Linked DNA regions of Mus musculus: region 1 is linked to region 2. A link is a loop called in an ENCODE intact Hi-C map of the cell type or tissue named here. Cell type or tissue: gastrocnemius. All regions are shown on one strand. Each heading gives the region's core, and the rest is flanking DNA. Links, peaks and the distances in the headings are about the cores only. Region 1 overlaps Gm41375 (a long non-coding RNA gene). Region 2 holds the start of Lncppara (long noncoding RNA near Ppara).

What was found. A loop is a pair of places that touch in the nucleus more often than their neighbours do. Peaks named below come from ENCODE experiments on the same cell type or tissue, not always from the same donor. Only the 100,000 strongest peaks of a DNase experiment are listed, where the experiment ranks them.
Region 1: a loop joins it to region 2, with 2.5 times the contacts of the local background. A loop is called at or near these places in 20 of 42 quality-filtered maps.

The regions. Positions count from the first base shown.
Region 1 is chr15:86,041,363-86,057,499 of GRCm38, reverse strand. Gm41375 (a long non-coding RNA gene) reads left to right here. Exons shown (of 3, transcript XR_875536.2): 2 at 659-770; 3 at 3,769-3,933. Among named protein-coding and RNA genes, the nearest start is that of Gm41375, 9.2 kb to the left of the region's middle. In gastrocnemius, for the core only: a CTCF peak has its summit at 6,959 (motif pointing left); DNase peaks (open chromatin) are centred at 7,114 and 7,802.
Region 2 is chr15:85,700,932-85,717,068 of GRCm38, reverse strand. It overlaps Lncppara (long noncoding RNA near Ppara), which reads right to left and starts at 13,296. Exons shown (of 2, transcript NR_110483.1): 1 at 12,779-13,296; 2 at 9,545-10,515. Mirlet7b (microRNA let7b) reads right to left here and starts at 9,750; the gene lies at 9,666-9,750. Gm34622 (a long non-coding RNA gene) reads left to right here and starts at 5,130. Exons shown (of 3, transcript XR_384306.3): 1 at 5,130-5,535; 2 at 5,919-6,042; 3 at 7,084-8,198. Mirlet7c-2 (microRNA let7c-2) reads right to left here and starts at 10,466; the gene lies at 10,372-10,466. In gastrocnemius, for the core only: CTCF peaks have their summits at 6,437, 6,637 and 7,543 (motif pointing right); DNase peaks (open chromatin) are centred at 7,996, 8,742, 8,919, 9,798 and 4 more places; H3K4me3 peaks cover 344 bases; H3K27ac peaks cover 3,006 bases.

The DNA.
Region 1 (16,137 bases), core at 4,763-9,762, 340 kb before region 2:
TGGTCGTCGCCCCACCCCCACCGCCCCCTGCAAGCACAAGTGCTACTTTCCTGCCTCCAGGATTGCCTAGACCATATCCTCCCTGGGGCGCGGAGGAGGGGGGAGCCTCTCCACTCTGGCCCTACCCAACCTTCCAAGCTAACTCCAAAGTTTCAGCTCCACAAAGCCTCCCTTGACCAGTCGCCCAGTTAGAAAATGTTTCTAGCTTCCCAGGAAGCCAGAGTTCTCGGGAGTCATTCCCCACCCTTCTCCTGTGAACTCAGCTGGGCAGCTTCTACCAGGAGAGGTTCGATGCATTCATGTAGGGATCCCTCCCTGCTGAAGTTAAAGTGTGTCTCCAGAGTCCCTGCATTGCAAGCTTAATCCCCAGTACACCCATGTGGCACGTGATTACTTTGAAGGGCTCTGCCCTCAGAAAGGCTTTATGATCTGAGCTGGCTTTATAGAGTAGGCTCTCGATGGAAGGTGGGTTGGTTTGAATGAGAAATGGCCCCCATAGGCTCATATTTTGAATGCTTGGTTCCCCAGATGGTGACATTGTTTGGGAAGGATTAGAAGGTGTGGCCTTGCTAGAGGAGGTGTGTTTCTGGTGTGCTTGAGGTTCCACAAACCCATATTCCTGGTTAACTTTCTCCCTGCCTCATGTCTGTGTCTCAAGGTATAAGCTCCCAGCGACCGCTCCAGCACCATGCCTGCCTGTCTGCTACCATGTTGCCTGCCGTGATAGTTAACGGACTAACCCATGGGAGTCCCAGATTAGACACTTGTCTGTAAGTCACCTTGGTCATAATGTCTCATCAAAGCAATAGAAAAGTAAGTCCCTGACATGCACTCATGAGGATGGCATGACAGGCAGGTCCTCACTATCACACAGGACATCCTGAAGCCAGCCAGCACAGCTGCAGAAGGGCTCTATGCGAGGTGTTACAGGAAGCCCTGCCCCTCACGTCCAGTCACTCTCTCTGGCTTCCTGTTCCTCTGTAGACAGGCCCTGCCCTCAGCTCCTGACCCCAGGGGAGAATCCTCTCTGGCCTTATTCCTGTAGCATATCTCCATCTCTGCTGTTTCCGGTTCAGCCTGCATGTGTTAATGGTGATGGGAAGGGAGCCTGGGAGATGCTGGGGCTTCTGGTCAAGCTGAGCCACCAGAGGCCATAGCATCACCGCATCAGGAAGACAACCAGCAGATACACGCAACAGCCAGAGCCTGGCATAACCCAGAGGGTGCCCAGGAATGTTCTTTGCATGAGTATCCAGGATGAGCCCCACAATGGAGCCAGACTTCTCTAATCCCTCCCCTCCTGCTCACAAGCATTCACTGGGTACCCATTCCCAGGCACTGCCTGGTGGAGAATGAAACTGGTCAATAAGTACATTCTAGAAGACAGACTTGGACAGACACTACCCCTAGGAGAACTTGGGGTTACCATGACCACCACCTACTCAGAGGCTCCTCACAACCATGGCCCCTCATTAACTGATAAAGGCTATTGTGGTCCCGACTGTGTCTCACAAATCTGAATATTTGAAGTCCTAATATACCAGACCTCGGAACAGGACTGCATTTGAAGACAGGGTCTTTACAGAGGCCAGAAAAGCCAATGGGGCCACATGAGCTACCTCCAGTCTAGTTTGTGTGGTTCTTGCGTGGGGAGGAAGTATTTGAGACAGGGTTCCTCTGTGTAGCCCTGTCTGTCCTGGAACTCAATCTGTAGACCAGACTGACCTCGAACTAGGAGATCCACCTGCCTCTGCCTCCCAAGTGTTGGGATCAAAGGCGTGTGTCAGTCACCGTTGCCCAGCTATCTGGCTGGTTCTTACCAAAAGACAATCAGGACACAGACTGAAAGGGATGACCATGTGGAGACAGAGAAGGCAGAGACTCACTCCACACCCTGGTGAAAAGGAACTGACCTTGTACAGTAAGGAAATCTCTCTTCCACCCGCTGTCCTAAAAGCCACCTGATATGAAAGGCCACGCACACACTGCGATCCACTGACCCCACCTTCTCTGCTCAAAGTGAGCTAGATACAGAGGGATATCTATCAAAGGCCAGAGCCAGACCAGTAGGTGCTTCTGAGCCCCTGGGCCTCACTGGAATCTATAGGAAGGTAGCTAGAACCTGTTAACACTCTGAGGCCAGCTGGACCCTCTTGGTCCCCAAAGCCTCATGTCAGAGACCTGAGGAACATTGGGTGTCCACTGTCTTCTGATTTCCACAGCAGAAGAGAAGAGTGTCAGAGGAGAGGGGAGGGGAGGGGAGGGGAGGGGAGGGGAAAGGAGAGGAGAGGAGAGGAGAGGAGAGGAGAGGAGAGGAGAGGAGAGGAGAGGAGAGGAGAGGAGAGGAGAGGAGAGGAGAGGGACTCACTATTACGGGACTCCCCTGGGACAGGCAGGACCTCCCTGGGACAGGAAGTTAATCAGACAAGCCTGGCTTATTCCACTGATCTTGATGTGACATGGCTCACACAAACTTTGGACGCCCGAGAACAGTGGTTCTCAACCTTCCTAATGCTGCAACCCTCATGTTGTGGTGACCTCCCCTCCCCAAACCATAAGCTTATTCTGTTGCTATGTCATAACTATAATTTTGCTAGTGTTATGAATCATAATGCAAATATCTGATAGGCAGGATATCTGATATGTGACACCCCCTCCCCAAAGGGGTTGTGACCCACAGGTTGAGAAATCTTGTCCTGGAGCCTTAATTTCCATGACTGTAAGGTGCAGGAACGAGCTGCTCTCTGTAACCAGACAGCAGCTGGGACTGGGTCTCAGCCCCTAGTCTCTTCCCACTGAAGAGGCAAGCAGCAGCAGCGGCCTGTGGGAGATCAGGACTCAGAGTCTGCAAGGTGGAGTTGAGAAGGCTGAGCAGCGAGGGCTGTATAGTCTGATGGCGGCAGGCAGATAAATGTGTGTCTGCGCACAATGCCTGTTCCTCTCCCCATTCTAGGCACTCCCTGAGTGGGGGCCCAGTAAATGGTCAGATGTCATCTAGAAACCCAATTCACATATTTTCTTGCCCTGAAGTAATGTACTCTGAAGTCAGAGGCCCCACCAGTGTAACAGCTGTTTTTCAGGGGAAACCCCAACCCTGATGTGTTAGGTACACTCTGTTCTAGGTTGTTCCCATGACAGCATCACAAGGCATCTTGGAAGGAACATGGGTGTGATAGGACCTGACACGTGGAAGGCTCTACTCCAGCATCTCCAACTCTGGCTGTGACCCTTGGAGGGTCTACTCCTGCAATAGAGGGTCTTCTGTACAGCTTTGTCAGGTCTTGTGGGGTGGCAGAAAGCAGGCTCTGAGCTGCCTGCCTGGCATGGGAGCTGTGGGTAGTGAGCCAGTGCTCAGGAGGGAGATGAGGGAGCTAGGGATGGTAAACTGCAAATCCCTCTTAACAAGTTAGGGCTTTAGAGCTGGCAGGTGCTCCACCTTGTGGCTGCAGGTGGTATCACATCACAGAAGACAGAAGTCGCACTCATGGATGGATGGCCTATTGGGGTCCACCCCTTACCCCTCTCCCTACCCAGCAGCCTGCCAAACACAGGCACAACTTGGGACCACATAGCAGAGTCTTTCTTTTTTGTACCTCTGACTGTGTCCACTTTGGGACAGATTGCTGGCCCTGATCTAGTTTGGGCTCTGAGTTTCACCTGCTTGGTGACCTTGGCCAGTCCCTGAAAGGTCTCAAAGCCTTTGTTTCTTTACTTTGAAGGATGATGGCTGCCTCCTTACTTTTTCCCTACCCCTTGCTCCCTCTACAGCTGTTCACAGAGGTCCATGGCCAGCAGATCTGACCCATGAAGACCTTCTGGGGATGAAAGACCCACATGTGAACCATTTATGACATGCTCACTAGGGCCAGAGGACTGGAGGGGAGGCCTGTCCTGGTGTGAGCCTTTGATTTTAAAACCTAAGAAGGCATCTGAGGAGGTTAGACCATGGAGGGGGTGACAATCTTCAGGATCTTTAGGTTCTGGGACAGGTGCAAGTCAACACTGGACTTAGAAAGCTGAGGGCATATGTAGGCCAGTGTATGAGCAGGTGGGGAGATGAGGACACCAGGACAGTACAGGGGAGGTGAGGGGCTGGAGCAATGAGTAAATGCAGGGGGTGAGGGGCTGGGGCAATGAGTAAATGCAGGCGTGAGGGAATGGGGCAATGAGTAAATGCAGGGGTGAGGGAATGGGGCAATGAGTAAATGCAGGGGTGAGGGGATAGAGCAATGAGTAAATGCAGGGGTGAGGGGCTGGGGCAATGAGTAAATGCAGAGGTGAGGGAATGGGGCAATGAGTAAATGCAGGGGTGAGAGGATGGGGCAATGATTAAATTCAGGGGTGAGGGGATGGGGCAATGAGTAAATTCAGGGGTGAGGGGATGGGGCAATGAGTAAATTCAGGGGTGAGGGAATGGGGCAATGAGTAAATGCAGGGGTGAGAGGATGGGGCAATGATTAAATTCAGGGGTGAGGGGATGGGGCAATGAGTAAATTCAGGGGTGAGGGGATGGGGCAATAAGTAAATGCAGGGGTGTGGGGCTGGGGGCAATGAGTAAATGCAGGGGTGAGAGGATGGGGCAATGATTAAGTTCAGGGGTGAGGGGATGGGGCAATGAGTAAATGCAGGGGTGAGGGGCTAGGGGGCAATGAGTAAATGCAGGGGTGAGGGGATGGGGCAATGGGTAAGTGCAGGGGTGAGGGGCTGAAGACAGTGAGCCCGTGAGGTGGTAGAGTGAGAATTTTGGTTTCTTAAAAAACCCAGTTATGTTATGTGAATATGTTTTTGTTTTAATCCCAGGTGTTGGGATGTGGCTGCTTCAGATTGTCCACAGCCGCTAATGATTCTCTCATGCTCTATCGAGGGGTGTGATTTTTGGCACATGCAGATAGCCTATGTTTGGAATTCTGGGGACTCTTGAGAAAGCCGGTGGCTGCTGTTGGTTCCTGCTGCTGCATTTGCTGTGCTGGATTGCTGGATTGTTCTGCTGGTGTGCTGATTGGAGATATTCTGACAGTGCAGGTTGGACTTGCCCCATGAAACTCAATACCCCTAGTCAGCAAGCAGTAGTCTAAAGTGGTCTATACCCCCTTTCTCCTCTAACCTTCTTTCTCTCTTACCTAGTGTTAGGGTGAAATGAGGGCTGGAAGGGTGGTAGACATAAGAACTCAATAAAGTAGCTCAAAAATATGCCAACAGGGTAGTGAGGAGCTGGTGGAGGAAATGAAGGGTCGTGGGCAGTGAGCCAGTGCAGGGAACTGGGGGGCTGGGTTAGTGAGCTAGTTAGTGCAGGGGGGTGAGGGGCTGGGATCAGTGAGATAGTGGGGGTGGTGAGCTGGCAGAGGAAATGAAGGGTCATGGGCAGTGAACCAGAACAGGGACTAGGGTGGCTGGGGCAGTGAACTGTGGGCGAAGGGAGAGCTTGCACAGAGGCTGTTAGAGAATGTGTGCAGGGAGAGGATGGGACAGTGGACAGCAGGGACCTCTGGAAAGCCAGCTGTTAGGAGCAGCTTTCACGGGGCTGGACACGGATGAGGAGGGGCCTTCTTGGCCTGTGGTTCTTGGTGGTTTGGGGAGCAGGGTGCAAGAAGATCCGACCATGTGGACAGTCAAGGCACGGAGGAGCCCAGACATGGCGTCTTTCCTGAGGATCCGTCCTTTCCCAGTCCTCTAGGACAGTCTACTTGAAGAAGGACAGGGACCACAGAAGCAAAGGAATGGAGTCTCCAGAAGCAGGAGGTGGAGGTCGGCAGACAGGACAAATCTCCAGGATCTGTGGAAGAACTATAAAGGAAAGGATGAAGAACAGCTTCGGGGGAGGGGACAGGGCGGGGTGGGGGTGGGGGCGGCACAAGACGACAATATCCATGACAGGTAGCCATGGCCAGCACAGCCTTCATGGTCCCTGTGATCCTTGAGAGCAGAGGAAACTTCCCATGTAAAAAGGAACTGTAGACAGAATGTGATAGCCAGGCCCCATCTAAAGTCCTCGTAAGGCAACCTTTAGGACTCTATAGACCAACGCTATACACTACAGAGCTTTCTAGAATTACAGACATGTTCTACAGCTAGTCTGTTCTATAAGGGTGTGCCCATTAACCACAGGTGGCTACTGAGAACTGAAATGTAGCTAGTTCCAGGAAAGGGAAGTTACAGTTGCATCTTGGGAGATAACAGATTGCCATGCAAACAGCCTGTGTGGATAGTGAGGCAGCAGGCTGACTGAAGTCTAGCACGGAAAACGTAGGCCATCCCGCAGTGGGAACTGGAGCCAGGGGAAGCCCGAAAATGACGGGACTATGAGAGGATAGCATGATTCACCAGTGCGAGAACACAGACGGACCGATTAGACAAAGACCGTACATCGGAAGAGCAGGGAGGTAATTGGAGAGAAAAAAGGGAAGTAATTTTAGAGTGAATGAAATTAAAACAGTCCTAATGAATAAACACATTGCATCACGTTTTGAGATGGACAGAACCAAAGGGGGGAACGTTTAGTAAAACAGAGATTTATTTTATTTTTTAAATTATGTGTATGTCTGTGTGGGGGTATGAGCACATAACATAAGTGCAGAACCTGAGAAAGCTAGAAGACACCAGATTCCCCGCAGCTAGAGCCCCAAGTAACTGTGATTTAGGTGCTAGGAGCTGGGCTTGAGTCCTCTGCAAGAGCAGCAAACACTCTTAACCGCTGTGCTATTTTTCCAGGCCCAGGGTGCGTAGGCTTTTGTAAGTGTGTGTGTGTGTGTTGATGTATTTATTTTTATCTTATGTGTATGAGTGTTTTGCTTGCTTGCATGTATGTGCACCATGGGTGTGCATTGCACACACAGGTCAGAAGAGGGCATCTGACCTCTTGAAACTGGAGATATGCATGGCTGTGAGCCACCATGTGGGCATTGGGAACTGAACCCAGGTCCTCTGCAAGAGCAACGAGTGCTCTTAGTGAGAGTGCTAGCCTGCCTTCTACTGGCTATAGCACTTGGGAGACTGGGCCCCGTGTCCTGATTGGATAGCACAGTGGAGTTGGCTCTGGAGGTGTGGGTGTGAGTGGGGGGGGGGGGTGCACGGGCAGGAGAGCTGACCCTGCCTCCTCCTGATGGCAGCATTGGCTGGCCTAGCTGGCATAGTGCTGAAGAACTCAACATGGTGGGGTAGATAAGGAAGTGCCAGCATACTGGTCAGCTCAGCTGCCATCCAGGCCCAGATCCAGGGCATCTAGTTGGCCCACCCCAAAATCTGTATCATCTGAGAACATTTGGGACATGTGACAGGCCAAGTCCTGCTGATCCGCTGCTGCAGAATCTCCCTGACACAGGGTACCACAGGAAAACTGGGAAGAGCCCCGCTGAGGATCCAATAAAGATGGTGTCACAGAAACTAGAGATCTCAAACCAGACCAATGACTCACTGCAATGAACATTTGCAAGTGAAGATGTGTGCACCAAGGGATATACTGTGGGACACACTGTAACACACTACAGCTTCCACGATGAGATGCTTTCTTTGTTTTGTTGTTGTTGTTGTTGGTTGGTTGTGTGGTTTTTTTATTTTGGTGGTGGGGGAAGATTGCAAGGGAAGGGCAGATATAAGGGGATGGGGAGATGATCAGGACTAGGGTACACGATGTGAAACTCACAAAGAATAAAAAGTTTTAAAAAGCAAACAAACAACAAACATACAAAAACAAAAACCAAAAAGTGCTTTTAGCCACTGAGCCATCACTCCAGGTCTCCCCTCTCCCTATGGTTCTTGGCACAGTTCCTGGCCCCTAAAATGCTTTTCAGAAGTTGCCAAGAGAACTCACCTAGGGTTTCAGAACCGGCCTGTGACTGTAGAACATGGCCAGTGTATTCCGGGAGGCTGACAAAGTGTCACCTGAAGCAGTGTCCATATGCCATCACATTAGTGGAAGTCACCAGCATGCCCAAAGGCATCCAGTCACCTTGCCAGATACATGGAGGGTGGAGACCAAGGTAATTTGTTTGTTTGTTTGGTTGGTATTTTTTTTTTGAAAGATTTATTTATTATTATATCTAAGAACACTGTAGCTGTCTTCAGACACACCAGAAGAGGGAGTCAGATCTCTTTACGGATGGTTGTGAGCCACCATGCGGTTGCTGGGGTTTGAACTCAGGACCTTCAGAAGAGGAGTACTCTTAATCGCTGAGCCATGTCTCCAGTCCCCAAGGTAGTTTTTAATGGCATTTTGTAATTTTTCCTGTAAAGTTCTTTCATTTGTGACCTTTTCTATAAGAAACTGCTTATAATCGGCTGCCTTGTGCTTATGTCACTCTGGATGGGCGGCGTGAGCACTGAGACTCAGCGGGAACGAGTGACCGCTGTGCAGGAGGGATGGCAGCATTTCTTGCTTCTGGTGATGCCCGTTTCTATATGACCTGTAAGGGGGGCATTAAGGACCGGAATTGATGAATAAGTAAGCACAGGCTCTTTTTTCTATAAATTGGTTATGACTTGATTGTGATGTGTAACAATTGGGCCTGGTGAGCCTGACCATAAAAATGTAAGCTTGGAGGCTATAGAATGTATCCTGTGCACTATAAGAGCTACTTTGTCTATCATAATGGTAACATTTTAAATGAAATGTTTTACATCCCCAAGCAGTGGGGAGGTTTGTCGCTACTCTGTGTAATTTAGAGTCAGGTTGGTTTTCTTTCCTACCTGGACTGCACTTGTTTTCAGTAGTCGTAAGCTACTGTGTGTAGAAGGCTTTGCATAAATCCTTATTCTAGCAGTTACCAGCTGACAGTGCAAACGCTAATTGGGGGTTCTATTTATAGGGAGTCTAGAATAAAGTATGAAGTTCTTCGATCAGTTTGCTTAGTGCAGCGTTTCCTGGTGCTGTAGTCCATCTTCTATCTAGCTTGTTTCTTCTCCAAGGAAAAACCGTGGTGCTGATCAAACTGCCCAGCTTCATGGAGACGAATGAAACTTGGGTCCTTACCTCGCACCCTGCGCAAAACTCAACTCCAAATGGATCAAGGACCTTGTCTTAGTTAGGGGTTCCCGTTGCTGTGAAGAGACATCACAACCAAGGCAACTCTTATAAATGACAACATTTAATTGAGGCTGCTTTACAGTTTCAGAGGTTCAGGCCTTATTATGGCAGGAAGCACAGCAGTGTCCAGGCAGACATGGAACTGGAGAAGGAGCTGAGAGTTCTAATGTTGATCCCAAGGCAGCGGGAGATTACTGTGTCTCACACTAGGCAGAGCTTGAGTATGTGTATATATATGTGTGTATATATATATGTATATATGTGTGTATATATGTGTGTGTGTATGTATATATATATATATATATATATATATATATATATATATATATATACATATATATATATATATATATATATTACCTTAAAGCCCTGCCTCCACAGTGCCACACCTCCTCTAACAAGGCCACGCCTCCCAATAGTACCACTCCCTGGAGTAAGCATATTCAAATCACTACAGACTAAACATAGACCTGATACTCTATCTCTGTGTCTTGGTTTGGCTTTTACTGTTGTGAACAGACACCATGGCCAAGGCAACTCTTTTTTTGTTGTTGTTTTGTTTTGTTGTTTTTCGAGACGGGGTTTCTCTGTATAGATAGCCCTGGCTGTCCTGGAATTCACTTTGTAGACCAGGCTGGCCTTGAACTCAGAAATCCACCTGCCTTTGCCTCCCGAGTGCTGGGATTAAAGGCGTGTGCCACCATGCCCAGCTATCCAAGGCAACTCTTATAAGGACATTTCACTGGGGCTGGCTTACAGGTTCAGAGGTTCAGTCCATTGTTATCAAGTGGGAGCATCGTCCAAGCAGGCATGATGCAGGAGGAGTTGAGAGTTCTACATCTTCACCTGAAGGCCTCTAGAGGACTGGCTCCCATGGGCTTAGAAGGAGGGTCTGATGGCCCACCCCCATAGTAATGCACTTCCTTCAACAAGGCTATTCCTAATAGTGCCACTCCCTGGGCCAAGCATATTCAAACCACCAACTCTGAGATCAGAGAAAGTAGAGAATATGTTTAAACTCCCTAGCACAGTAAAAAAGACTTTCTAAACATGATCCCAGTATTCAGGTATTGAGACCAACAATTAACAAACAGGACCTCATAAAACTAAAAGAATTCTGAATAGAAAAGAACACCATTACTCCAGTAAAGTGGCAGATTACAGACTGGAAAAAAACCAAACTAAAAACCTTTTATTAGCTAGATGTCTGATAGAGAGTATCTAGAATATATGAAAAGATCAGGGCAGGCAGTGATCAGAATGGAAAGTGAATAAGTACGTTAATGGGGAAAAAAAGAAAAAAATCAAAATCTCAAAAAAAGAAAACAAGTCATTTTAAATGGGGCATAGAATTAAACCGAGTTCTTTATGGGAAGTGGTGGTGCATTCCTTTAATCGCAGTACTCAGGAGGCAGAGGCATGTGGATCTCTGTGAGTTTGAGGCCATCCTGGTCTACATAGTGAGTTCCAGGACAGCCTACAGAGAGGAACCCTGTCTCAAAAAAACAAAACAAGCAAACCCCTGTTCTCAAAAGATAAGTTATGGATTGCTAAGAAACACTTTTTAAAAAATGTTCATCATCCTTAGCTTCAGGGAAATCCACATAAAACTTCTTCAAGGTTTCATCTCATCCAGGTCAGAAATACTAAGGTTAAAGATCATGATGATGAATACTAGCATAGATGCGGGGAGAGGGGACTGACCATGCCAGCAGGGGAAGAGGGAACCCTCATTAACTGATGGTTAACCAGTAAGCAGAATAATGTAGCCACCATGGAAATCAGGGTGGAGATCCCTCCTCAAAACCTACAAAACGGATCTACCACATGAATCAACTATTGGAAGGACTCCACATCCTACTTAGAGATTCCCGCTCATCCACAGCCATGGCTGCTCTACTCACAATAGCCGGGGAATGGAAACAGCCTCGACGTCTATCATGATAAATGGATATTGAACATGTGGTATATTTACACAACGGAATATTATTCAGCTACAAAGAAAAACAAAATCATGCCATTTGTGGGTTAATGGAGTTGGGAGCAGTCATTCTGAATGGGGTAACCCAGGCCCAGAAAGACAAACACCATGTTTTCTCTCATCTGGGAATGTTAGCTTTGAATCCTGAGATGTATGTGTGTGTTTCATTTAGAGAATCCACTGAGGCCAGGCGCTTACTAAGGAGCCGTGCCAAGAGACGTGTAAGGGAGGGGCAATAGAGTACAGAATAGAATAAATGGTTAAATGAGAATAATGGAGCAGGAAGTGTTATACCAGGTAGGGAGGTGGAGGGTAGGTTAGAGGAGGGTTATGGGTAGGGGTAAATGACATCAAAGACCTTTCAAAAATATATATAGAAGCCTACTACAAAGCTTCTTAAAAATGCACCCATAAATGCACTCTGTTACGTATATACATGTATAGAAAGTGAAATTGCCCTAATTTTAAAAAGATTTGTTTTTATTCTTTTACCTGATTTTTAAAAAATTTTACCTCTGTGGTGTGTGTGTGTGTCTATATGTTTGCTCTCTCTCCCTCCCTCTCTCTCTTTCTCTCTCTCTCTCTCTCTCTCTCTCTGTGTGTCTATGTGTTTGCTCTGTGTGTATCTATGTGTTTGCTCTGTGTGTGTGTGTGTATCTATGTGTATGCTCTCTCTCTCTCTCTGTGTATGTGTGTATGTGTGTGTGTGTCTATGTGTTTGTCTTTGTGTTTGCTCTGTGTGTGTGTGTCTATATGTTTGCTTTCTCTCTCCCTCTCTCTCTCTCTCCCTCTCTCTCTCTCTCTCTCTCTCTCTGTGTGTGTCTATGTGTTTGCTCTCTGTGTGTGTCTCTATGTGTTTGCTTTCTCTCTCTGTGTGTGTGTGTGTATGTGTGTGTGTGTGTGTGTATGTGTTTGCTCTGTGTGTGTGTGTGTGTGTGTGTGTGTGTGTGTGTGTGTGTGCCCATGGAGGCCGGAAGAGTGAGAGCATCAGATTGTCTTGAAGCTGGAGTTACTCTGTTCTGGTCTCCACCTCCTGCCACGTGACCTGAGTCCCCCAGAAATGAATTGCTGCTGAGAGCTGAGCTGGGGTGTCTCTGACCTACCCAGGCAGAGACTAGGCCTGGAGTCATGTGCTACAGTAGTTCTCTGGAAGACAGCTGGGACCTGCAAGGGATTGCCAGCTATACCCCCACTTCCAGCTCACTTGACTTTGGGCAAGAGCAGTCATTCTTATCCCTTCCTTGGGAAGCCTTCCTGACCCCCAGCTGGCCAAGATCCTCCACCTCCTACCCCCGCACTCCTCCCTGTCTTGGCACTTTCTCATGCTTCATGGTGGATTAATGGCTCAGTGGTTAAGAACACTGGGGGCTGAAGAGATGGCCCAGCAGTTGAGAGCACTGGCCACTCTTCCAGAGGACACCGGTTCAATTCCCAATCCTATATGGTAGTTCACAACTGTCTGTCACTCCAATTTTTGACATACATGCAGGCAAAAGACCAGGGCACATAAAATAAATAAATTCTTTAATAAAAGAGCACTCAACTGTCCTTCCAGAGAACCTGGGTTCCCAATTGTCTGTAACTCCAGTCCCAGGAGATCCAACATCCTCCTCTGGGCTCCATGTGCACCTGGCACACATGTAGTATATAGGCAGACACACATGCAGGCAAACACGCTCATACCCATAAAGTTAATTTTTAAAAAAGAAGGAAATTATAGATTTGGCAGCTCACACTGGCTCCAACTGAAATAAAATTCCTTATGTATCTCTCCATATATTTGTTTATTTGTTTTTCTATCAGGGTCTCACTATTTTGAGACCATATCCAGCTCTGATTGTCCTGGGGTTTACTATGTAGATCAAGCTGGCCTCAAACTCACAGTTCCGTCCAGCTCTGTCTCCTGGGTGCTGGGATTAGGCCACCACATTTGGCTCCTTTCCTTTCCTTTCCTTTCCTTTCCTTTCCTTTCCTTTCCTTTCCTTTCCTTTCCTTTCCTTTCCTTTCCTTCCCTTCCCTTCCCTTCCCTTCCCTTCCCTTCCCTTCCCTTTTCTTTTTTCTTTTCTTTTCTTTTCTTTTCTTTTCTTTTCTTGTACATGTGTGCTTGAGCTTGGGTGTGTATATGCACCACATGTGTGTAGGTACCTGTAGAGATGAGGACATTGGATCCCCTAAAACTGGAGTTATAGATGTTTACATGCTGCTTTTTGGGATCTGGAAACCAAACCAGGTCCTCTGTAAGAGCATCAAACACCCTTACCTGCCACGCCATCTTTCCAGCTGCTTTCCTTGTATATGAATTCACATTAGACAGGCCTTCCTTGGGAGAAATCCTGAGGCCTCACTGGGATCTCTCCTTCAGGAAGGATTTGGGTTCTGCTGGTTATAATGGGGTGCTTTTAATATGGGGCCACTTTAATTTTTTGAGTTGGGATTTCCCTGTCTCTGAGCAGAGTGTGAATTTAACCTCAGTACCTGGAGAGCAGAAAACTGGCCTATAATTATACATTCCTGAGGGGGATTATTGTCATTTTGAAATATCTTTACCGAGAATTCAGAAGCAGTTGCCCACATTTCCTAGTGGGCTCTCTCTATTGACAGGCAGGTTAGGGGACCACTAGCTCCCTAAGAAATGAGCCTGCTTTGAAGCTTACAACCTGACAGTCTTATGTCTTCTCCCTAGTCGCCCAGTGCTCACCACTCTGCTCTGCCAAAAGGACTGTCTGTGGCTGATCTCTGGCTCCAGCGGTTTCTCTGGTTGTGTCTCTCCAGAAGACAGGCTTTTGTCTGACAGTGTAGACATTTGCCCACATGGGGTAGGAGGTATGGGCGATTCTCCTCATCATGCTGTCAAGAGTCAAGGCTCACTCTGGGCGTGGTGTCAAGATGTTCTTGGCTGCCGAAGCAGTTCTCACCTTGCTTGGGGCAGACTTTTAAAGTTGATTTATTTGTTTGTCTATGGATGTGTGTATGCATGCTGAGCCATCTTGCCAGCCCTGGAGCAGGTATTTAAAGAGAGCTTGGGATGTGAGGTCTTGTGGGTAGCCTATGGAGTGCGGCTGCCCTGTGCCTGCTGCTATTTCTGTTCCAGGCTTTGACCTGCATATGTACTCTCACAGGTCACCTTGTAGACACTCCTGAGGATGCCCAGGACAAGGGACAGCTGGAATCACAGCAGAAGGAACAGTAGACGACTCATGCTGAGGGGAAAGGCTGTGGATTCATCCCATCTGGATTGGAGAGTACCTGGAAACCAATAGATTCCTTGTCTGTTTTAGTGGGGTGCCTGTGACCAAATGGGGCTCCTTGGAAGAAATGCCCCGACACAGCCAGTTACAATGCCACCCACCCTTGGGGCTCTTCTTCGCCAGAGCACTCTAGATGCACCCCTACGGTTCTTCCATCTCGGGTGCATGCTATCCTTGCTCATTTGCCCCAGCTTCTCAGCAATGCTCCCGCTCCCCACGCCGACACTTGGGTGCCTGGAGGTTCTGCGTTCCAGGTTGAGCCATGGCAGCAAAGAAAGCCACGCGGGCTGTGCTGCTCAGCACTTCTTGCCTGCATCTTGTCCCAGTGCCTCTTACAGCTAACTGGCCAGCTTACCCCGATTCTCCGTGTTCGAATGGCATGCTTCCAGAAGGTTCCAATGGGGCATAGCCCCATCTATCTTCTAGCCTCTGCTTCACTGTCAGGAGTATAGCTTTTCTGCCTTCCAGACCTGGCCTGAGTTTTATTTCACAAAGACTATGGTGGTCTGTAAGAGCTCCTATCCCAGGGACAGACCTCCATACAGACAGATGTAGCCAGCTCCTCTTCACCCTGCTTCCAACCCTTCTTCACTCTAGGGAGTACAGACAACTTTCTCCTCAGCGCCTCTAGGTGGTGTTGTGCCTCGGTGTCCCAAACCTGAGCTGGAATAGAGCCAAGAGTCCCTCACACAGAGGAAGTTTGGATTGCTCAACAGCTGGCTGTGAGTTAGAAGAGTAACCTGTGCTGTATGTAGCTGGACCCAGTGTCCAGAAAGGTCTTGTTAGGTAAAGAAGGGAGGCAGACGTCAACTTCAGAAAGACAAAATATAAGGAAGATTCAACCGGCCACTGCTGGCTTTGAAGATGGAGGAAGGTGTGTGTGTGGGGGGGGGGGGGGGAGTGGGGGGCAGAGGCCAAGGAATGCAAGTGGCTTCAAAAAATTAAACAAGCAGACAAAAAAAGGTGTTCTCTTTCAGGGTCCATAAAGGCATGTGGCAATCCCCACATCTGACTTCTGCATTGGCTGAGACCCATTGCAGACTGCCCAACCCCAGGACTGTAAAACAAATCAGGACAGCTGTGGTTGCTGGGATTTGAACTCAGGACCTTCAGAAGAGCAGTTAGTGCTCTTACCCGCTGAGCCATCTCTCCAACCCCAGCCAGGACTTATTATTACTACCAACACTATTCTTCTTGAACATCCACATTGACCCAGCAAACATGTTCATGCGGGTTCTGGGAGACCAGGGGATTTGGAGGGGATTCTGTGGACGGAGAAGCCAATGGGCCCCCAGTCACTTAAAAAAGCCAATCAACCAACTGCAACAGAATTTGAAAGAACCAATCATTCTGCCAATATCTTCCTGGGTGCCCCCTCTTCCTCACCCTGCAGGTGGTAGCTTGCCATGGTCTTCATCTTGGCTATGCAGTTCTGGCTCCGTGAGCACAGAAACCATGTACGCCCTGGCCCCCAGAGGCTGGCTGGGGCTCTAGGCTATGTGCGCTGCCCTAATCCATCTTCTTCGCTTTTGATCAGGGCAGGGTCTGAGCTCCTCTTCCAAGCTGCAGATCTCAGCATGCTCAATGGCATTCCATCTCAGCCTGACTCACTGTTTGTGCCCCATGGGACCATGGCCTCTGCCAGCAGTACTGGTGGGGCCCTAGGGATCCTCCCCTGCCCAAATGTCAGCAAGCTCTGCAGACTCTGTGAGGTTGAGTCTTCATTGGAAAGAGGAGCTCCCTAGCTTGCCTCTTTTTCCTGGGAGGACCTGCATCACGGAGCCCCTAAGCACTGGTGCCTCCTTGGGGCTGGTATTTTCTTGCTGGGAAGCCATGCACGGTCCACCCCAACCCCAGTTCTTTTTTAAACTGGGACTCTCCTTCTGAAG
Region 2 (16,137 bases), core at 4,877-9,876:
CCTCTCGGAGATCACTGTCCCTGATCACTGGCTTCTCTGTCTTGATATCCTCATCTGGGAAGCGCAGGTGAGAGCCAACCTCTACCTCTGTACTGGGGCCACCTCCCACCCACCACCATAGTGGGTGTCAACCTTCCTAATGCTGCAACCCTTAATACAGTAGTTAGTTCTTCATGCTGTGGTGACCCCCAACCATAAAATTATCATCGTGGACTATCTTATTATCTTACCTGTAACTTTGCTACTGTCATGAATCATAATGTAAAGATCTGTCTTTTCCAGTGGTCCCGTGAAAGGGTCGTTCAGCCCCCAAAGGGGTCATGACCCAGAGGTTGAGAACCACTGCATTGCTGAGACCAGTGGTCCGCAGGGTCCCCCCACCTTTCTCTTACTGTTTCACCTCCTGCTGAGTGTGACCTTGAGTCACATGACCTGTAGACAGCCTAAACCTGGTAGCACCCTCCACTTTGCGTGACAGCCCTCCTGGGGACATCCCTCTCAGTAGGGGCTGGTACATGGAAGAGTAAGGGAGAAGATAGGGATGGTTGGAGAGGTTAAACAGGCTTTCTTTGGGGCAATGGCTAGTTCTCTCAAACTAGGGAAGAGTAGGGATGTCTGTTTATGGATGGGGAAACTCAGAAAGGCAGAACACTGTGGTGAGCTGGGGTGGAGTTCTGACTCCCGTGACCCTGCAGAAGTGATGTGGAGGCAGGGGTTCATGTGGGTTGGAAGAGGACGCCACACCTGGAGACCTCACAGGAACCATTAGGTCTCCCCATCTACAGAGAGGAGGCGGCTAAGGACAGCACCCAAACTGCCTGCCTTTTACTATGGGCCTATTAGCGAGTGCAGGGCGCCACCTGGTGGACAGGACAAAAACTGCCTAGATTGGAGTGGCAAATTAAAAAGGTTACCAGTATGTGCCGGTTAGGTTTTTGACAACGTGTCACAGTCATCTGGGAAGAAGGAACCTCAATTAAGAAAATACCTCCATCAGACTGGCCTATAGGCAATTCTTTAGAGCATTTTTTAAAAATTAACGATTAATGTAGGAGGTCCCAGCCCACGACTAATAATGCCACTCCTAGACATTGGAAACGTGGGCTAAGCAAACCGTGGAGAGCAAACCAGTAGGCAGCAATCCTTCACGACCTATGCTTCAGCTCCTGCCTCCAGGTTTCTGACCTGGCCTCCCTGTTATCTGGAAGTATAAGATGAAAGAAACTCTTCCCTCCCCAAGTTGATTTTGATCATGGTTTTGACCACAGCAATAAATAGAAAGCAAGCCAAGCCTGTGCCTTTTTGTTACAGCCTGCAGAAGGTCTGGGAGCTCTCCGACCCCACCTAGGCTCACGATGTAACTCCCCCACCCCCAGCTTCTGCTTGGCTGAGTGTCCAGGCTACAGTGTCTTGGGGATAAAAGAGGCCACTGGCTCAGCCTTACAAGGCCCACAGGCCCCTGTCTCTGTCTCTCATAGTCTTTCTCCCAGTTCTGACCAAACTACAGCTGAGAAAACCCACTATTCCCAGAACACTTAGCAAAGCCAATCAGGACCAGGGACAGATGGGCTACACCTGGGCCTCACACTCGGAAGCCAGACTTCTACATCCCCCAAAGTCCCAGGTACAGGGAGACAGGGCAGCACTGATGATCAAGGGGCCTTGCCTGAATCTGGAAATGGCAAGTACTTCAGCTCTGTGTCTGGAGTCCCTGCCTTGTTCTGCCTTGGGGCCTAACTTAGGGCACTGAGTGGCACCTGGCTCTGAGCATGCACCCGGGTGCCCTTCCTTCTGCTACTCCTGAGCCTCCTCAAGGCTGGATCCCCACAGGACAGGCCACCACCCAGGGCTGGGCAGCCTGAGACTCTCCCTAGATGGCCATGTACAGGGGAAGGGATGGGGGCTGCAACTCCCCTGAGCAGCCACGGCTTCTCACTGGTGGACCACTATCTGCTGTGCTTCGGGGGGGGGTCCACTTTGGTTTGAGGACAGGGCCTGCAACCTCTCAAGACTCTCTGCCCACTTGAGACTTCTGCTGACTAAAGCCCCTGACATAGCTTCTGCTCTGTGGGAGCATGAGGGTACCAAATCAGCTTCCCCCTATACAGACCTTGTCAGAGCCTCCAGTGGCTCACTACTGCATGACTCCAAGAGAGGGCATGTGGAGGGGGGAGCAGAGCTGTACACCTTAGAAAAGTCTTCCCGGGCTGGTGTGATGGCTCAGCAGTTACGAGCACTGAGTGCTCTTCCATAGGTCCTGAGTTCAAATCTCAGCAACCACATGGTGGCTCACAACTATCCATAACGAGATCTGACGCCCTCTTCTGGAGTGTCTGAAGACAACTACAGTGTCTACATATAATAAATAAGTAAATAAACAAGTAAATAAATAAATATTTTTGAAAGAAAGAAAGAAAGGAAGGAAGGAAGGAAGGAAGAAAGGAAGGAAGAAAGAAAGAAAGGAAGGAAGGAAGAAAGGAAGGAAGAAAGAAAGGTCTTTGCTACATTCACTCCAGTAGTGCACTACAGGTTTAGAAACCTGGAAGCAGTCCTGAGACAAAGAGTTTCACGGAAACTTAGGCTCCTGGAACCTCGGCATTCCCATAGCCCATATACTCAAACCCTGTGTATTAGTCTGGTGTATGGATCTGTGTACTTTCTTGCATTATAGGTGCTTCCAAGTAATGATTTTACAAGTACTTAAATCAGGTTGAATTTTACGCCCTGGCCTTCACCAATGTCCTAGAAAGTCCTTGAAGCCAACCCTAAGCTTGGAATTCAGTAAGAATGTTACCTATTCAGTAACACTCAAATTTACTTCTAGCAGAGACAGTGAAGATAATCAGGCATTACAATTTACTTGTATAGAGCTAGGAAAGCTCAGGGCTAATCTGCATAGTAATTACTTAGGACAACAGCCCAGTCACACCCAAACACAGGAATACACAATGGCCTAGGAAATAGGTGGGTTGTAGTACTATACATAAAACAGTTAGTAGAACAGAATACCCCTGGTGCAGGTTTTTCACTAGTCCCAGAGGAATAGCATAATCAGGTATTTACTAAAGGACCCCTGGTGGTGGGTTTAACAATAGACCAGCATTGCCTCAGAACATTCGCCAGGCTCCTGTGTTTAGCTGATCTTAATTAAGGGTTGTTCATATTCTCAGTTGTAAACACTGCCTGGCTTCTGCCATCTTTTTATGTATACATTTTCTTTGTTTTGTTTTAAGAACCAGTGTACCTTGACAGATATATTCGCCTAGCCTTCTTGTTTTTCTTCTGTATTAAAAGCCCGGTGTTCGCTTTGTGAAAATACATCCAGATACAGCACTCCCTTGTGTCTGTGTCCGTTTGTCACCTTTTTCATCGCCAACTCCATGCCCGCCTGTAATGGGAACCCCGAAATTTTTTCTGCAGATTGAGGGAGGCCGACTGGGGCCAGTTCATGGCAGGTCTTGCCACCCCTCCCCCAAACTCTAGGAATCCTCACAATACAAGAGTGTTTCATAAGCCCTTACAAGAGCCAGCAGCTGGGGGCTGGAGAGATGACTCAGCACTTAAGAGCACTGACTGCTCTTCCAGAGGTCATGCGTTCAATTCCCAGCAACCACATGGTGGCTCACAACCATCTGCAATGGGATTGGATGCCCTCTTCTGGTGTGTCTGAGGACAGCTACAGTGTACCCCATACATAAAATAAATAAATAATTATAAGAAAGAAAGAGAGAGAGAAAGAAAGAGAAAGAGCCAGCAGCTGCCTCCTTGCCTTGTTCCAGGCTCCCAGCTGTTCTGCATTCTCCAATGGCTCTGAGCTCACTTCACCCATAACACAACCCCTTTAATTTACTTGCCCTTCTGATTTGGTTTCTTGCTGTGATAAAGCCCTGACTATAGATAACAGGATAAGGTTGGGTTTTGTCTGACAGGTTGGAGTCCATTATCAGGAAGAGTCAGGGCAGGAGCTCAAGGTGGGAATCTGGAATCCTAGGCTAGAGGACTTTGCCAGTACCATTTGAAGAGTGAGCTCGGGGGCTGTTAGTCTGAGGAACTCCGCCATTGCTGGGAGCCACCACTAGGGGAAACCTCCTACTGAGAAGAATCAGCTTGCCTCTCTCATTGGCCCAGCTGCTGCGCAGGGATGGCTAAGCAAGGGGGAAGACAGGCCTCCTTTCCTTAGCAGAAACAAGCAGGGAGAGGATGAGAGGCCTGCCCTGGGAGGGATTTTGATGTCATTACACCTGGCGCACCCTAGGGCCTAGTGTGGATGTTGAGGGTGGGGCCCTGGGGTGCAAATGCCTGGGGCCCTGAGGGGCTGTTAGCAGGCCTCCTGTGTCTGGCTCATGGGTGTGGAGGGTAGAGCACTTGTCAGGGCTCACCACAGCTTACCTCAGCCCTCCTAGAGGCCTGTAGACAAGCCCCTCTCACCCGCTAAGGGCAGTGACACTGGCTGGGCTTTCAGGGCTACTGGGCTATCCCAGGGTTGCTTTAATCTCAGCATTGGTTGTGTTCATTTCCTGTACTTGGTCGACCCTCACCCCCTGCTCAGCATCCCTATGCTCAGTGTTTTCAGTCCACAGGACAGGGCCCCTGTCAACTCCACCCGACTTCACAAAGGCTCCTCCTGACATTGGCCTGGCCTCTGTCCAGTCCCATTTTCTCTCCTCCTCCTGGAGGCTCGGTGGCTGTTCCCGCCACCATATCCACACAATCTCACCCCTTCCTCCTGGAAGGGCCCTTCCCCCTGGAAGGGCCCTTCCCATGCTTCAGGGCCTCGAACACTCCCCGGTCTCCCCCTCCCTGAACCTTCAACGCCATCATATCCACAGTCCTTGTCAGCATAGCCCAGCTGCAGGCCAGCCATTTGGGTCTAACACACAGAGGGAAGAAAAGAGTGTTTCCCTCGAAGCTCTTCTGGACCCTGGACTCATACCAAGCTGATCCAGGGAATGAACGGAAGACAGAGCCAGGAGGGAGATGCTCGGGGTAGACTTGGTGAGTGAGGCCCAGCCGGAGAAGGAGAGAGGAGAGAAGGGGTGGGTGGGAGGCAGGAGACACACCACTTTGGTTTCCAGAGACTGCAAGAGGGCAGTGCCTCCCCCCCAATACTGGTGGCAGTGTGGTCTTAGCTAGAGGTCTGTCCAATGCCTAGGACCAGATGCTAGAGGGCCTGAAACTCAAAGGCAGACCACTTCCTCGTCCCAGTTCAAACCCAGGGCGGTTGCTTCTTTCCTGGGAAGCCAGACTAGTGAGCACTGGCTACTTTCCTCTTGCTAAAGAGGGCAGCTGGGACAGACCAGATTCCTTAGTTCCCTCCCTCAATGCCTGTCCCCTTCACTGTGCCCAGTGGCTGGGCAGGCAAGACAATGACAGATGTGGGTGGACAGACCTGGACTTCCGTACCCACGCTTCCTAGCCTGGTGTGTAGCCTTGAGAAGGTTGCTCCAGCTCTGCTCCTCAGACTCCATAACCAGGAAACCAGCTCAGGAAGGTGGCCTCTAGAGCTTGTACTGTCTGTGGGAAGCAGACCTAAAGGTATGTCGCCTCCATTCCTGTGTTTACACCAATAGCCTGTGCCTCTGCTTCCATCCCGCAGAGAGCCGCCCCTACAGAATAGAGCAACCTGGCTTTCCACCTAGGCTCACACAAAGTGGGGGTTTTGGCTGGGTCCTGGCTGGGCAGGACAAAAGGAGGCGGTCAGGGATGTGTATAATGAACTTGGGCATCTGGGAAGGTATATGGGGGTGGGGTGATTGGCAGTCCCTCCTTGCCCTTGTCCTGAGGTTTGGGCCCATGAGCAAGTCAGAGAGCCAACGGTGCTCTGTTCCCTGGTGTATCTCAGCTCTCTGGTTGTCCTGGGTCTGACTAGTGTGGTTTTTTTTTTTTTTTTTTGCTGTCTCCACTTTGTTCTGTTCCAGAGAAGGACTGGGCTCAGAGAGATCAGCTGCATTCACCCAGCTGGCCCCAGGCATTTCTCCAGTGCTACAGCCCGTCTCAGCAGGTGACACCAGAGACACAGGCCTACCAAATGCCACAGGACAGGTGTGCAACGGGCAGAAGGTCATGGGCGCAGAAATGCAAAGACCCACGGGTCAGCCATCACAGCTGCCTCCTAAGCTGCGGCCTCCCCTCAGCCACCTCCCTCCCTCCCTCGCCTTGGCCATCCTCATCTTCAGGTCTCCAAAGACGCAGGCACCTTCTCCCCACGTCGGTTGGTTCAGTCTTAGGATGGTCCATTTCCTGCCAAGAGCCCCCGTAGGTTGGCTCCCTGGTGCCCGTTGGAGGGGTGTGTGTGCTACTGCCTCATAAGGGGCAAAACTTACCTGATTGGGGTGCTGGTAAGCTGTGACCTGGGCTCACTGCTCTCTCCTGGGATGCGGAAGGACTCCCCAGCAGCCTTTTACACAGCTGTGTCTTACAAAGAACAGAGTGGAGACAGGTGAGACAAGGCAGGCTCAGGGGCATACTGAGAACTGCAGCTTGGCCTCCACATAGGCCTTCCCTGACTTATCCTTGAACCCAAGGATGGCAGAGGCCAGAAGAGCCCCGCCACCCGCCCCCCCCTCCCGCCCCCATCACCACCTGAGTGGAGCAGAGGTTGGGCGGGGCGTGTGATCAGTTTGGTTGCTATGGTCTCCTGCTGCCACACGGTGTCGCTGCTGGGAAGCACACCACCCAGTGGAGGCGGTGGATGGGTCAGGAGCCTGACTGAAACAGGGCTGCCTTCCCAGAGCTGCCTCCAGAAATATTCCCCTGGGCCTAAGCTTGGCTTTTCTACAGCCTTCTGCACACACACACACACACACACACACACACACACACACACACACACACACACACCACAAATCCCCCCTGGTATGTGTCTGTCAGGAGTGGTGTAGGCAGATGTGTACAACCTCACAGGGACTCCTGCTGGGTCACTCTGCACAGGATTGGGTATCTTCCTCTTAGGAAGCAGTGAACGTGTGCCTGGGTTCACTCTATGAAACATAGTATGTATTAATACTGATCATCATACTATATGTAGCATTCATTATATATTACATATCTGATATTTGTGTTCAATTTTCTTTATTTTTAAAGGAAGTAAGGCTGTTTAGGGGCACTGACATCCTCGTGGGTCTCAGCTTCAAGCTGCTGGATATAGTTCTGTGACTCCTGAGACCCCCACCTCCGCCCTCCTGCCAGCTACTGCTGGCTCTGCCACTGCTACGGATGTCACCCCCAGGAGACCCTCTATCTCTGGAGAATCATCCCGGGTGGGGCAAGGATGTGCAAGTCTTGCTTCTGTAAGACTCAGCGAGGCTTCTGCATGCTGCCTGGGTTTCCAGCTGATGTGTGGAGCCCAGTTTCCATGTGTTGGGGCCACCCAAGGTCCAGCCTGCTCTCCTCGCTGGTCTTGAACTACCTTGTCCTCAAAGACACTTATGCACATCGTGATAACAGTCCCAGCCTGCCCGGAGGGTTGTATCCTAGGACCTCCAGCCTGCAGCATCTCCTTGGCTCCTGATTAACAACCCCAGGAGTCACTTCTTAGATTAGCCAGCAGGTGGCAGCAGAAGGCCGGCCAGGGACCAGGACCTTCCTGGGTACTTTCCCTGAGGCACAATCTGGGGTGCCCTTGAATCCTGACTCCACCCTCTAAGTGGAAGTGTTTTGCTTCCTTTGTAGGTTGTGGAAGTGGGGAAGTGAGCACAGGGTCTCCCTGGGCTGAACCACTCCCCTGCACCCCAGAACTTCCACTCTGCTGAATGCTGTGTCGTACCCACCCTGATCCCCACATGCACCCCTATCTCTAGTGACAGTCAGTTGTCAGAGAAGAGCCAACAGAATGTAGAGAGGGGCACAGGACATGTCAGAGGTCATCTTCCAGGAAGCTACCCTGACTGCAGAGCACCTCAGAGCTCTCGGATGCTCCCACGCTACCCCACTGGGTGGTCGCCGTGTGTCCTGTCCTGTGTCCCTAGTACTTGAACTCTGCAGAGCAGAGGCCATCTCCCACTGCAGCATAGGAGCCAGGAGGTGGGTGTGACTGGCCAGCATGTCATTCTGCTTGCACAGACACAGCTGGCTGTGGTAGCCAGAGGGTGGGCCTGTGTGAGGGTGAAGGGTTGGGGGCTGGGCTGTGCAGAAGAGTATGGAAGGTAGGCTGTGTGATGGTTTGTATATGCTTGGTCCAGGGAGTGGCACTATTAGGAGGTGTGGCCTTGTTAGGGGAAGTATGTCATTGTGGATATGGGTTTTAAGACCCTCACTCTAGCTCCCTGGAAGCCAGTCTTCTCCTGTTTGCCTTCGGAACAAGATGTAGAACTCTCAGCTCTTCCTATGTCATGGTATTCTTCTGCCATGATGATAATGGACTGAGCCTCTGAACCTGTAAGCCAGCCCCAATTAAATGTTGTCCTTATAGGAGTTGCCTTGGTCATGGCATCTGCTCACAGCAGTAAAACCTTAACTAATTCAGCAAGGGATGAAGAGTGGGCAAAGCTCTGCACAAGGGAGGGGAGGAAGGACTACTCCTCTAGGGCTGGAGGCATAGCAAGAGTCAACAGACTTCACCACTGACTACAGGATAAAGAGAGGTAAAAAGGTGACAATTTATCATCCACCATCGATGTTCCAAAGGACAGCAGGGAGGAGACAATGGGGCATGCCACGGAGTGTCTGAGTGTCCACTCCTGTGTCTCTAGCTGCCAACTCCTATACAGCCATCAAGACCCAGCTCAGATAGCCCCTACTTTGGGAAGCCATCCCTGTTGCTCTCAGAGAGTACTCAGAGAGTCCCTCTGGGTACTCTCAACCCTGGGGCTAGCACAGTATCAGATCTTTGGAAATGGCTGGCTAAGTTTGAGAGGTCTGGTAGCTGAGGGTGGATATAGAGGGGCTCTAGGGGTGTTTGGTCTGCCTAGGTGCGTCAATGGAGGTGTGTGGATATGCAGAGTTGAGGCAGATTGGGTTCAGGACGGGAGCTGGGACTCGGGGGATTCATTATGGGGAGAAGGCCAGGACATCAGGGTCAAGGTATCCACCCACGAGGGAGGCCTTTGGTGTCTGGTCAGGTAAGACTAGGACTTTACCTTCCTAAGCTAACACTAGCTGAGGGCTGACCCTCACCCCACTACCACCACCTGAATGAAGGCTTGGGGTCCCTGGAAGAAGGGTATATGACCATTTGGCCCAAGATTAGAAAGCTACATCCACAGCCGTCCCAATACTGTCCCAAGGGAGGCAGGCACGAAGGGACAATAGGCCAGGAATTTCTCAGATCTGGTTAGGACCACAGGCTGAGGGACACTGGAAGCCAGTACTGTGCTCTGAGACTTGGAGTCATAGGGTCTGTTGTTCCACTCATGTGGAGGGGCTTGGGTGTCCAGGGCTTGGGCCACTAAGGGGCACATGGAAGATGAGGGGAGGGTACTGTTCACTACCCAGAGCAGCTCTTGCTGGCAATGTTTCATGCATGCAAACGTGTCAATGTGTGGTTGGCGATCTCATGTCCTCTACGGCCAGTCTCCGTATTTCCAAAATGACCAAAGACCAGTTGTAAGTTCATGACAGAACATCCTTTATTTATACCCAGGTCCCACGTCATAGCCCCCACCCAATCTGTGGCTCCATTTAGCTTGCTGAGCGGGGGCCTCCATGTAGCTGTGTCCCTGGGCGCCTCAGGGAAGGCAGTAGGTTGTATAGTTATCTTCGGAGGGGCAACATCACTGCCCTGAAACCACACAACCTACTACCTCACCCTGCGGTGTCCGTGTTCTGGAGGAGGCCCAGCCGCTCCCCACCCACCCTGGCCACAGGCCACTAGAGCCATAGGGCACAGGGCGGGGTGGGGGAGGGGGAAGTGGAGACAGAGGTTCAGTGAGAAAGGCCTGTGCCTACCAAACAGATTGAGGAAGCCTCTGGTGTCTGAACCCATTGCCCCAGGGACAGGGGACAGTGGCCTACACGGTCCATCTGCAGGCTGTACTCATGGGTGTGCTAAGAATGGCTCCTTTTCAATTTCTTCTCGGAAGAGACGCTTGCTCGTCAGAGGCCTGACCCTGCGCTGGAAAGCCTGGGCAACTCTGGAACATAGTTGAAGGTCTAGTCCAGACCCTCTTTTCATGGAGACCTGTGAGCACAGGTCTGATATGGGGCCAGGGGCAGGAAGGCCCCTTCAGTGTGGGCCAGGGAGAGAAGGTGCCCTGAAAATGCTGTCTGTTTTCATCGCTATGCCCCAACCCTTATACAGATGAGTAACAGCCCAGAGAGGTCAAGGGACTATCCAAGGTCTCTGTCAGGCTCTTTTTGCATGGTAGTTATCACCCCCCTGTCCCTCCCTCAGTCTCCCCAGCCAGGGCCGCCGTTGTATCCACTGCAGATATTGCGGCCACTTCAGGAAAGACAGTAGATTGTATAGTTACCGCAGAGCGGGGCAGAGCCCAAAACCATACAACCTACTACCTCACCCCAAAGGCCGTCAGTCAGTCTTGGCGTAGAGCTGGATGTTGTGGCTTCTTGAGGTCCCTCCTAGAGGAAGAAGGAGAGCTGGGGACATGGTGAGCCCCACCCCCCACCCCCGACACAGGCCGCTCAGTGCTGAGGGTATTAATAGACTGGGATTTTCTCAAAATGGGCCAGGGACATTTAAACAAAATCACAGAGAGAGTAAGGGGAGACGGGGAGACGGGGAAACGGGGAGAAGAGAGAGAAAGCACGGGGCACTGAGCACAGGAATGGCCACAATGGGGGAAGGGTGTCATTTGTTAAAGGCCACCAAGGTCCAGGGTGCTTCCAGTGTCCACCTGGCTGAGACCCAGCCTCTGTCCACTCAACTCTAGCGTAGTAGAATCACCAGGACTCCTGCTAAGTAGTAGCCTTGGGCATGTACCCTCTTCCCCTTAGGCAGGAAGAGCCCCCCCCTCGTGGGCTCTGGTTCTGTCCCTCCCTCTTCTCAGGGTGGCCTGAGCTGACCTTGCTGGGGGAGGCTCAAAACAGTCTTTCCTTGTGGGAGGCAGCCTAACTCCCCATGGTGGCCAGCCGGGCGCAAGTGCAGACCCTGGCTGGACACTCATGGCCAGTCTGTCCCTAACGACTAGCACTTCCAGAGGCCAGCAGAGATCGCTGAAGAAACTGAGGCTCAGTCTCTGGTCTCAGGTAGCTCTGCTCTCAGAAGGGAAAAAGACCTGCTTCTTTCAGGCCTCAGACCGGTTTGCCCAGCATGTGGAGGGAAGCCCTGTGCCCAGACCTAGGAAGCCAGGCAGCTTTTGCTCTCTGCATGAGCCCTAGCGTCTACTGTCACGCCTCCTTTCCTCTCTGCCAAGGGTCAAGGGACAAGTCCAAAACTCCTGGGTCAAAATGAAGCCGTTAGGTCTAAGTCCACATTGTGGCCCCAGATCCGGAGTCTATGGGGCAGAGGAGCTTAGGAACAAGGTTCCCAGAGCGCTGGTGTGGCCTGGCCCGTGGTGGGCAGGCCTGTGATGATAGGAAACACTAATCTTCCAAGCCCCAGAAGGAAATCTGAGCCACTGGGGTGCCATCCCCTGCCTCAAGCCTGGACCCTTTCACTAACAGGCAGGTCAAATACCCTCAAGGATGGTCCCTGCAGAGGCAGCAAGGCAGAAGAGGCGTGGGAAGAGAGTGGTGAAGGGCCCCTTTGGTGATCCTATCTATGATGGGTGGCCCAGGTGAGAAGGCTGAGGGGTGTCCCACACTGCTTAGCCTCTCTGTAGGCTTGACTGGCCATGGTTAATCTCGTCGGTTCTTAGGCTGTGCCCGGATGTGGTGGAATAGCTAGAGACCACATTGGTCATCTCCATCTGAGCCCAGCACCTCCCTCCCCCTCTCCGCCCCCAGAAGCACTTTGAAGGAGGAAAGAGGTCAGACATCAACCCCAGGTCTCTCAACACTTCGGGTTCTGCCCTTGGCTGTCAGGATACAAGTACGTGGGCAGGTCTGGCTGGAAGGTCGAGACTGGCCCCTCTGACTCTGGGCACCATCATGCATTTCCGTGGGGTCCTTTTGGCTGGCCCCTGGGGATTCTCAGCCACTCTACTTAGCAGCAGGAGGCCGGTGTATGCCACTGTGTCAGCCCCAAAGCGCCTTTTCTGCACTTGGTGAGCCTCCCTGAATCTGGGCTTCATTGCAACAGAAGCCTTGCAGAGCCCAAGCTATGGTAGAGAAACACCAGGACACAAGCACCCTAGTTCTAGCAAGGACAGTGGGCCACCACGCACTGTGCCTTAGCCCAACACGGGAACAGATGTGCCTCTGTCTCCCTCATCTGGCCTTTCTCTAGGCAAGACCTTCTGGCAGATCCTCCATTGATACCAAGTGGCCTGGCCTGGGGGAAGCAGGATCACACTGGGGGGATTAAGTGATGGTGCCCGGGGTACAGAGAAAAGAGAGGGACCTCATGCTGAGGTCCCCAGAGGTCTCTCAGGGCTCGGTGACCTTGTCCTCAGGTTGGGAGGCTACGTCTCTTCCACTTGGAGCTGGTGATGAATGGAACTGCACCTCTGTTAAGCCATGCCCAGTCTAAGTAGGCCGATACGGGGTCAAAAGTCACCATATCATATCATGGGTAGATGTGTCATCTGGGGTAGATTGCTGGGGGGTGGGGTGGGGCACAATACTGAGGGCAGGGGTTGGGGGGAGCACAAAGCCTCTAGGTAAAGACATCTAAGCTGAGGGCAGGTCCTGGAGCACTGGCAGGGATGTGCCTCTGACCCTAGCCTTCCTTACTCTCAAGTCTCCCTACTTTCCAGAGGAAGGACATTGGGGCCCTACTTACCACAGGGAAGCCATAGGCATGCAGAACTTCCTGCTTGGTTCCACTTCCTGACCACCTTGGGGGTTAGAAACAAAAGCAATGATCATCAACTTCAGAAGGGAGAAAGCCTGGCCCCTGGTGGCCTCCCCTGGCCACTCCTTAAGATCCTATAGCACAATGGCATTTTCATCCAGTCTGCCTTTTGCCTGGTGACACTTTGCATGCAAAGCCTTGGATGGAACGGCCTCTAAGCTCAGCCCTGTGCTGGGCATGTGGGTCAGAGACTATGCTCCAACTTCACCCATGGTGGGCAAGCGTGTTTTTGTGGGTGGCCAGTGGCCCGCGTGCAACTTCCCTAGGACATAGGGCAAATGGGGCTTGAACTCTCCCAAAGAGCAGAGACCCAGAGAAAGGGCTCACTGGACTACAGACTCACACCATGAATCAAGTCACTATCCTACCTCCCTCGGGCCCAAATCATCATGGCAGAGCCATTAGTAAGACAGAAGGAAGGCCAAGCAGGGACATGGGGACAGTGAGGGAGAAGCCTGGCCAGCTGAAGGGCTCTGGAGCTGAGCCTGGGGTACAGAATATGGAGACAAGGATCTGCCCACTTCTGTCCGTCAAGCCGGAGTGCTTTGTTGCAGGCCTTGTTAACACCCCCCTCCCCCAACCACGACTCAAGGATGGGAAGATGAGCCCATTGGCTACTGAGGGTCTGGTGAGGACACACAGGGTGGGAAAGCCCCCTCCCTGACTACCAGCCTCGCATGGGCTCCCAAGACAGCCGAGCTATCTGTCACGCTGACACCCTTTCTCGGATCCTTCCCACTGCGCCCATCAGCCCTGCCCCCAACCCACAAAGCCTCGAAATGCCCTGGGCAAGCCTCCTCTGCCCTCCTTGGCCATCTCCCAGGTCCTTCCCACCTCCTGGCTTTTGCTCTGGTCTGTCCGTCTGCCAGGAACCGCTGACCTGTTTTTCCTGTTTCTTTCCACAAGGCTCCTGCTCCCCGGGGGGGGGGGGGGGGGCAGGGGGGTGCTGGCTCTGCTCTGGTGAGGCTGACCCACAGGTGCCTGTCTTAGGCCGATTCCTCTCACAGTGCCTCTCCACACTCTGGTGGCAGGCATGGCTATCATGGTCTCTTCAGTTCCAGGGCAGCTCTACTCTACCTGTGGGGGACTTACGCTGGTTCCACAAGACTTCAGGGAGGGTCACCCTTACTGGATCTCTGGTCATCTCTAGAGCCATTTGTGAAGGAGAAGGAAAAGGCCCAGTTCCATATTTGGGAAGCGTTCCGATGTGTCAAGCCCACCTGTGAAACAGCCTGGCCTCGGGCCTGGGGCTTGGGACCCACAGAAATGACTCCTTTCTCAAGGGGTAACAAGGAAGGGGTCCTGAAAGAGACTGCAGGGACCCAGTGGGGACAGGCTGGAGGAGGGCCAGTGGCGGGGCGGGCAGGGAGTGAGCAGTCAGCAGACGCCCTGCCATCTGCCAGCCGCCACCTCTCAGTCCTGTCCCAGTCCTGCAGTGTCTGCCTGGGGGAGGAGCCAGGCTGGCCAGGACAGGTGTGCCAAAGGCCTAGGCAGGCAGGTGGCCCTTTCAGGGCTGGGCGGATGTCTGGAGGGAGAGAGGCAGACAGACAGTGTCACCCTGAAGTCACCTCAGGCTTGGCTTGGGGCCACCAAGAGCCAGACCCCCCCCCACAGTAACCCCCCCTCTCTTGGCTTCCCTGATTAGGTTTCTCCCATAAAGCGGCCAGTGTCTCTGCTCAGTAGGCCGTGCCAACAGCGAGTCTGGGAACGGCGGGAGGGGGTTGGCATCCGGCTGGGCAGAAGGCGGATCTCCTTGTGAACAAGGCCCATAAAGTTAAAAAGATGCACGCTCACTGGGTAGGCATGGGTCGACATGCCAGGGGGCAGGCCATGCCCAGTGGGCACCATCTTGGATCTAGCTAGGACAGGCATGTTAGGGGGTGAACAAGAATCTCATTCATCAAGACAAGTAACTTTGTGCGAGGTTTAGAGAAATGGTTAATGCAAAAGCCCCCTAGACACTACAAAGATCACATCTGAGTGAAGATGACCTGGGCTTTGCGGAGTCTCCCCTGGCTTCAGACTGGAACGCTCTGGCAGGTGTGTGGCAGAGTGCTGGACAGGCTTGGGTGCCCTCTTCCAAGCACGGACCAGTTACGCAGGGTCACACCCAGAGCTGGCATTGATATGCCTTCCACCTGGCTCTTGTAGCCTTACACACCTCATGATGGTCCCATGCTGGATCCGATCTGCACTCGGCTCTGTTTAGCTCAGGGTCTGCAGTGCTCTGGTGGCTTGCCTACCCCTCAATCTAGGGTCCATAGCAAAACTCAGGAGAGAAAAAAAAAAAGGAAGATTCAAGGTCTCAGCTGGCTGAGGAGGCCCATGTAGCTGAGCCTAGCTCTCCCCATCTAGAAACAGGGTCTGAGGCAAAGTCAGTTGGCCATGGACCTTCTCTGGAGAGCTAGCGAGATAGCTGTCTGATACGGACAGGATCAGAAGCCATGAGGAAGTTGCTGGCTTATGCCTAGGGCAAAGCACAGAAGGCCTGGAGTACAGTAGGGAAAGGCCACTGTGCAGGGACCCTGGTCCCTGGACTCAGCTCGGAGCTAGACATTTAGGCTACAGGTCACCAGCTCTGAGCACGAAGCTATGTGTTCATCTGTAGATATTCTCAGTCAAAGCCTCATCTGGGTCATAGGAGGGTGAGTGGGAATTGACTATAGACGTGACATCATGGGGACTCTGTCTGCTCTCTGACAAACCACCCCCCCTCATCAACTCCCCCATGGGCCTTGCCCTTCCTTGGGAGCCGTTTCCTGTTCTAGGAAGCTTATATCCCAGGATCCCAGGAGGCTCTGTCCTAGCCCTGCAGTGGGAAGGCATTGATCTGGGCCGGTAAATTGTGAACGTTCTGCTGGGTCTCTGGAAGGAGGGCACGGCCTGAACAAGTACCACTTCAGGGTGACAGAGTTTTCTGCCTGGAAGCTGTAGGGGAAGAAGCTTAGGGCCAACTTCCTAAATGAGACAGCTTGTCTCTCTACATGGCTTCTTGCTACCCTGGTGGAGAGATAGCAGGACCAGGCAGAAGAACAGTTACATAGCATCGAGTAACCCCCCCCCCCTGCTGCCCAAGAAGATTTTTACTTGGAGCTATCTCCTCATTTTTTAAGGGCCCTCCACCCCCCCCCCAACACAGGGGTAGCAGAGCCTTCCAGTCACTCCTGGCCTCCCAGAGCATGCCCTGGATTGTCCTACCTTGAGAAGTTGGAATGTACTGTCATTACGGCAATGACCAAGGCAGCCGGTTGTACTGTGGACCTGGACGGCATCATTATGGTAGCGCT